Linked DNA regions of Homo sapiens: region 1 is linked to region 2. Evidence: chromatin loops called from intact Hi-C (ENCODE). Cell type or tissue: MCF 10A. All regions are shown on one strand. Each heading gives the region's core, and the rest is flanking DNA. Links, peaks and the distances in the headings are about the cores only. Region 1 overlaps PLD5 (phospholipase D family member 5). Region 2 holds the start of PLD5 (phospholipase D family member 5).

What was found. Peaks named below come from ENCODE experiments on the same cell type or tissue, not always from the same donor. Only the 100,000 strongest peaks of a DNase experiment are listed, where the experiment ranks them.
Region 1: a loop joins it to region 2, with 4 times the contacts of the local background. A loop is called at or near these places in 6 of 110 quality-filtered maps.

The regions. Positions count from the first base shown.
Region 1 is chr1:242,466,548-242,469,456 of GRCh38, reverse strand. All of the region lies in intron 1 of PLD5 (phospholipase D family member 5), which reads left to right. Among named protein-coding and RNA genes, the nearest start is that of PLD5, 57 kb to the left of the region's middle. In MCF 10A, for the core only: a CTCF peak has its summit at 1,731; a DNase peak (open chromatin) is centred at 1,726.
Region 2 is chr1:242,522,454-242,525,362 of GRCh38, reverse strand. It overlaps PLD5 (phospholipase D family member 5), which reads left to right and starts at 666. Exons shown (of 10, transcript NM_001372062.1): 1 at 666-1,275. The coding sequence starts at 1,087. In MCF 10A, for the core only: a CTCF peak has its summit at 1,205; DNase peaks (open chromatin) are centred at 502, 982 and 1,202.

The DNA.
Region 1 (2,909 bases), core at 189-2,688, 56 kb after region 2:
ATTCAGAATCCAGAGACCAATAAATACAAGTGGACAATAAATACTTGAAATGTTGCTGAACTCACACATTATTATGGCCATACAGATTAGAGAAACATCACGATTCTGTTTTATGTCTATCAGCTTATCAAAAAAGAAAAATGATTGGTAACATCTATGGTCAGCGTAGGGCAGGAAAGCATCCCCATTTGGGAGAATGTAGGCACAGCTTCTCTGGAGATCAATTTGGCATACCTACTAACTCTTTAAACATCTATACAAGCAATCCCACTTGTAGAAATGCACTTTCAAGATACGCTGATGCATATATTTTTAGGATATTTATTGTGGCATTGTTTAAAGTAGTAAACAAAGAGGCAATCCAGATGTCCATTTCCAGGGGGACTCTTAAGCAGTTTGCAGCTAATCAGTCTAGTGTGGCAGTTACGACTGTGGACTTTGGAACCAGACTGCCTGAGTCTGAATCACGGCTTCACTGCTCACTAGCTGTATGCTCTTGAGGAAGTTATTTTTCTTCTCATGTCTCAGTTTTTTCATCAGTAAAGGGGATAAGAAATAGTACCTATCTTATAGGGTTGTTGTGAGTCATGGTTGAGTTAAAATGTGTAAACCACGTGGAGCATGATGCATAGTAAGAATTATGGAAGTGTTTGCTGTGGTTGTTATTGCTATTATTATTTTGTGAAATACCATTGTCATCAAAGAAATTGATGGGAAAAAGTATATATATATGTGTGTGTATGTGTGTGTGTGTGCGTGTGTGTGTATGTGTGTGTGTGTATGTATTTACATATGCTGATATTGACCCAGAATAGTCCATCATAAAAACTGTTAAGTAAAGAGTAGAATGTTTCAGAACAATGTGTATGGTAAAATCTCAATTAGTATAATAAAAATTAAAATCATGTTTGTAAAGGTCTGCAGATATAGGCACAACACTGTCCACAGTAATTTAAGAAGTAAGTTATTTAATTAATTTGAGGAGTGAAATGTCAGTGAAAAGTAAAGAAAGGCTATTCTATTTTACTTTGCCCCCAAATTACTTGAATTTATTTACTACAAGCTTATCTCACTTTGCAATGAAAAAAATAAGGATAATTTACGTATCTGGCTGGCATATTATGAGGCTATTACATACAGTTTGTCTGTATATTAGGTGTTGATCTAACCATCATATTGGAAAGATTATCCAGCAGCTTCCAGCATAACTTAAAAATGGCTCTGTTCAAAATTAGGTTACAGCCCATCACAAATGCTTAAAGTCAATAAATCACTATGAAAACTACCATTTGGGGATGTGAGTTGTTTTGGAACTCAAAATACTTTGGCTATGTTAAAAGACCTTGTTATGAAAATAACAGATTTTCATTTCCTCTCTAATTTTATAACTCTTGGCACTCCAACTTTTGTTTTGCTGTGAAATGTTTGAGAAGGAAATGAGTGTACACACAGTTTTATTTTCCAAAATAAATACAATTTTAATTCTGCCAAGAGATTGTAGGGCTCTGTGACATAGAGATATTGCTTTGGGGGGCGGTTCTACTGGGGGCACAGTGGAAGGGGCTTTCTTCAGAGCTCTGAACTCACTCATGAGTACCTAAGTCACAGATAGACTGAAACAGCTTATAAACTCTCTAACAAAGGCCATTTTGGGATGGTGCTTCTCAGGGATGCTTGGGAACCATCGTTCAGTAGTAAGGACTCCCATGCACACACACCACCTGGTGGGCCCTCATGGTAACTTCAATGATTGTGTCTTAGGAACGCCGGTTCTGTTTAACTTGGATTTTCCCATCATTGCACAGTGTTGAGAGGTCAAGTTAATGAAGAAGATCATATTTCTGTATTCATAACTCTGCTAGCTCCATTTTCTAGTGATAAGGGAGGGGATGAGGTAATTGCCAAATTGCTATATTTGGTCAAGAAACGAGATTGCTACAGGAATTCTAAGAAGACTACTTTTATTCTTTTTGGAGGAGCAAAGGGACTCTTTGCTATAAAAACCACAAAGCCTTTCTTTTCTTGCTTGTACTTAAAATGTTGAGAAATTTAAGCAGTACAAAAGTGCACAGACTACTATAACCACTACCTTCAAGATATCCAGAATTGACAAGTGTTAACATTTGGTAACACTGAATATACATTACCATTTTTAACTAAAAAGAAACAAAACATTGCAGAGAAAGACAAAGTTTCTTTTAGTAAAAATAATTTATTTATTAAATTTTATTATAATTAACAAGTGAGAATTGTTACAATGTGATGTTTTGACATACGTATTTACATTGTGGGATGATTAAATTAAGCTACTTAACATATCCGTCACTTCACAGACTTACCTTTTTTATGGTGAGGACATTTAAAATAGATTATTCTCACAATTTTGAAATATATTATTGTTAACTATAGTCACTATGCTGTGCAATAGATCTTGAAAACTTATTCCTCCTAACTGAAACTTGTTAGCCTTTGAACTACATCTTCCTATTTCCCAACCCTCCCCACTCAGCCCTGGTAACCAGCGCTCTATTCTATTTCTATAAGTTCCACTTTTTTTTTTTTTTGAGATGGAGTCTCACTCTGTACCGCAGGCTGGAGTGCAGTGGCGCAATCTCAGCTCACTGCAACTTCCGCCTCCTGGGTTCAAGCGATTCTCCTGCCTCAGCCTCCCCAGTAACTGGAAGTGCAGGTGCATGCCATTGTGTCGGGCTAATTTTTGTGATTTTAATAGAGACAGGGTTTCACCATGTTGGCCAGGCTGGTCTCGAACTCCTTAACTCAAGTCATCTGCCCGCCTTGGCCTATCAAAGTGCTGGGATTACAGGTGTGAGCCGCCGCGCCCAGCCGAGCTCCACTTTTTATAAGTAAGAGCATGCAGCGTTTGTCTTTTTGTGCCTGGCTTCTTTCAC
Region 2 (2,909 bases), core at 101-2,600:
CAGAGGAGCCCTGGATCACCCTCCCAGGATCGGAATGGGTGCGGCCCGGGGAGCCCGGTTCTAGGTGGACACCGAGGGCTGGGGAGCAACCGGTCCCGCGTGCCTGCCCGAGGGGCTACTGCCCCCGGGCGTATTTGCATCGCCACACCATCGGATGAAAGTAGCGTGTACGGCTCCAGAAAACACATGTCTCTCGGCTATTTTCAGGGGGGAATGCTGGGCACCCTCTGCTCTAAGTCCCTTGGGGTGGGAAGTTAGTGAACTTTCAGAATGGGGGAAGGCGCAGCCCAAGCGAGCCGGGGGCAGGGTGAGGGGGCGCCGCTGGATAGAGATGGGGGAAGGGCGGAGGTGGTTTCCTGAGTGTCTCCCTCCGGAGCCATCCCCGCGCTCAGCCAGCAGGACCGAGGAGGCGCGGAGACGGCGCTCACTTCTCCCCTCGCCTGCCGGCTTTCCAGTAAAGATGCGCCAGGGAGAGGTGTAGCCTGCTCGGGAAAGGCGGGTGCGGAGCGGGAGCGCGGCCGCCCGGGCCTGGGCGCGGCGGGAGGGGCGGCGGCGGCTCCTCACTGCACCAACCTGCAGGCGCGGGCTGGCTGGGCCAGCCGCGGCCCCTCCCACCGCACCCCACCCCCGCCGCCGCCGCCGCCCCGGGAGCCGGCCCGGGTCCCAGTAGGTGCCGCAAGGAGCCGGCGAGCGGAGCGCCCGCTCGGGACCGCAGCCGCCGGGCGACGTCGCCGCCGCACCGGGCACTTCTGTCTCCCCGGAGCAGGTTCCTTTCCCTCCCTGTCCCCTCTCGTCCCCCTTCTCCCCGTCCGTCCCCCTCCGCCCCCGCCCCCGCCCCCGCCCGCACCTCGCCCTCCCTCCTTCCGCCCCGCGCCTCCCGCGATCGCCCCCTCCCGCCCGGCCGCGCTCCCAGCTGGCGCTCAGCACCCCGCGCTCCCCGCGCCCGCTCGCTCCTCCAGCTCCTCCAGCTCAGTCTCCAGCTCCACCTCCGGCTCCCGCTGGGCCTCCCGCTCGCCCTCCGCGCCCGGCTCCCCGCGCGCCCGTCCCGAGTCCGCTGCTCGCCGGCGGCCGCCCGGTCATGTCAGGATGGAGATCCGGCAGCACGAGTGGCTCTCGGCCTCCCCCCATGAGGGCTTCGAGCAGATGAGGCTCAAAAGCCGCCCCAAGGAGCCCTCCCCAAGCCTGACCCGAGTGGGCGCGAACTTCTACAGCAGCGTCAAGCAGCAGGACTACAGCGCCAGCGTCTGGCTTCGGAGGAAAGACAAGCTGGAGCACGTAAGGGCGACTCGCTCCCGGGGGCCTCGGCCAGGCACCTGCCGCATGCACCCTCCCCGTGGTGGTGGCATGAGCGCGCGCGGGGCGCGGGGGGCAGGCGAGGGGATCCTGGCAGGCGCCGACGTCCTAGGTCGGATTCGGGGGCTTCTCTGCCTGCAGTTTCTTGCCTTAATGACCGGGCTGCGGGGAGGGGAGGGCAGGTTCCCTTTCAGGCTCTTGGTCCCTGCCGACCCGACCTGCCCACCTGCGTCTCCCGGTAGGGTTCATTTGCACGGGGTTCTGGAGGTGCCTGTGCAGAGTGAGCACGAAGGGGAAGTGCCACCAGCGTGGCTCCGAGCAACCTGGCGTTGCATGGTAGTGGGCTTTAGAGCGGCGTTTGCCCGCGTCTTTGGGGGCTGTTTTACTCAGTCCAAAAACTAGCAAATTAACGAATGAGTAAAGTTGGCGCCGCTAGCGACCAGCGTGGACCCGCGCACAAGCCATTAGAGTTTTTTGCAGAGTGTCCGCTGGGATGAGCAGTTGGTGATCCTCTCTACTTGAGCCCAACTAGGGAGAGATTTGCGCGTTGCAAGGAGAAAGGCTAAAAGCGAGCGGATCGTCGGGCTCCCCAGAAATCCTCCCCTCTGGAGGGTGGGAGCCGGTGAGAGGGGACCTCTACTCCCAAGGAGTGCCGACTTCACGCGAAGTGAATTGGCTCTGGAGTTGAGCTCCTAAGGCTTGCTATTTTGAAAGAAAAAAAAAAAACCTTCTAAAAAGGCGTTTAGTGGATCCACAGTTTCAAATTTGATCCATCAGCATCTTCTTAAACCAAATGTTAAAATTAAACTAAGAGAATTATCTCAAGAGTGCAGCACAACTAGCTAAGGAGAAGATGCTATTTCTCCCTGCAGAGCTGCAGAATCCAAATTGAGTCTGCTAATGGAATGTGGAGGTTTCCTTGTATTTGGGTCAGGACGCCAACAATGATAAAAAAGATAAGACCAAGAACTCCTGGAACTCACGCATTTCCAACTGCTGCACCGACCTGCTTCCCATCTGCCCCCCAAAGCACTCCTCCTGGGCTCTGCAGCACCAACAGGCTTCTTCCCAGGAGGAAACACGCGAAGAAGGGGCATTTCTCTATTATAATAATCTGAAAGGAAGGTCTGTGCCTGCTTTCTGAGGGCCTGATGAAGTCACTGAAAGCTCTAATATGAAGCTTTGAGTTGGATAACAGCACTATTTTATGTGTAGAGAGCCATTTGCTAATGTCAAAGGGATGCCTCATATCCTTAAGACTATGGAAGTCGCTGAAGGTTTCTAGGATGGCAAGTTGTTTGAAAGGCAACGTATCCATTAAACATGCCCTCTCCAGAATTAGTGAAGGGGCTGGTGGTGTTATTAGTTTAAAGGGGGCAAACAGCATCTTTATGCATTACATGCAAAGAGCATGTAATCAACCAATGATGTGGCTGATTTTAGTATCAGGGATAACAGTCTAGCCTTGGGAGGGTGATAGAACGTATCTTCGTTTTAGTTTCACTCTGAATGTATGTTCTTTTGCAGTTTGTGCTTTTAGCTGGTCTATTTCCTTTATTCTCTTACTGAAAATCAGTGGTGCAGCCTTCTATGACTATGTCTTGAGTCATGAGCGG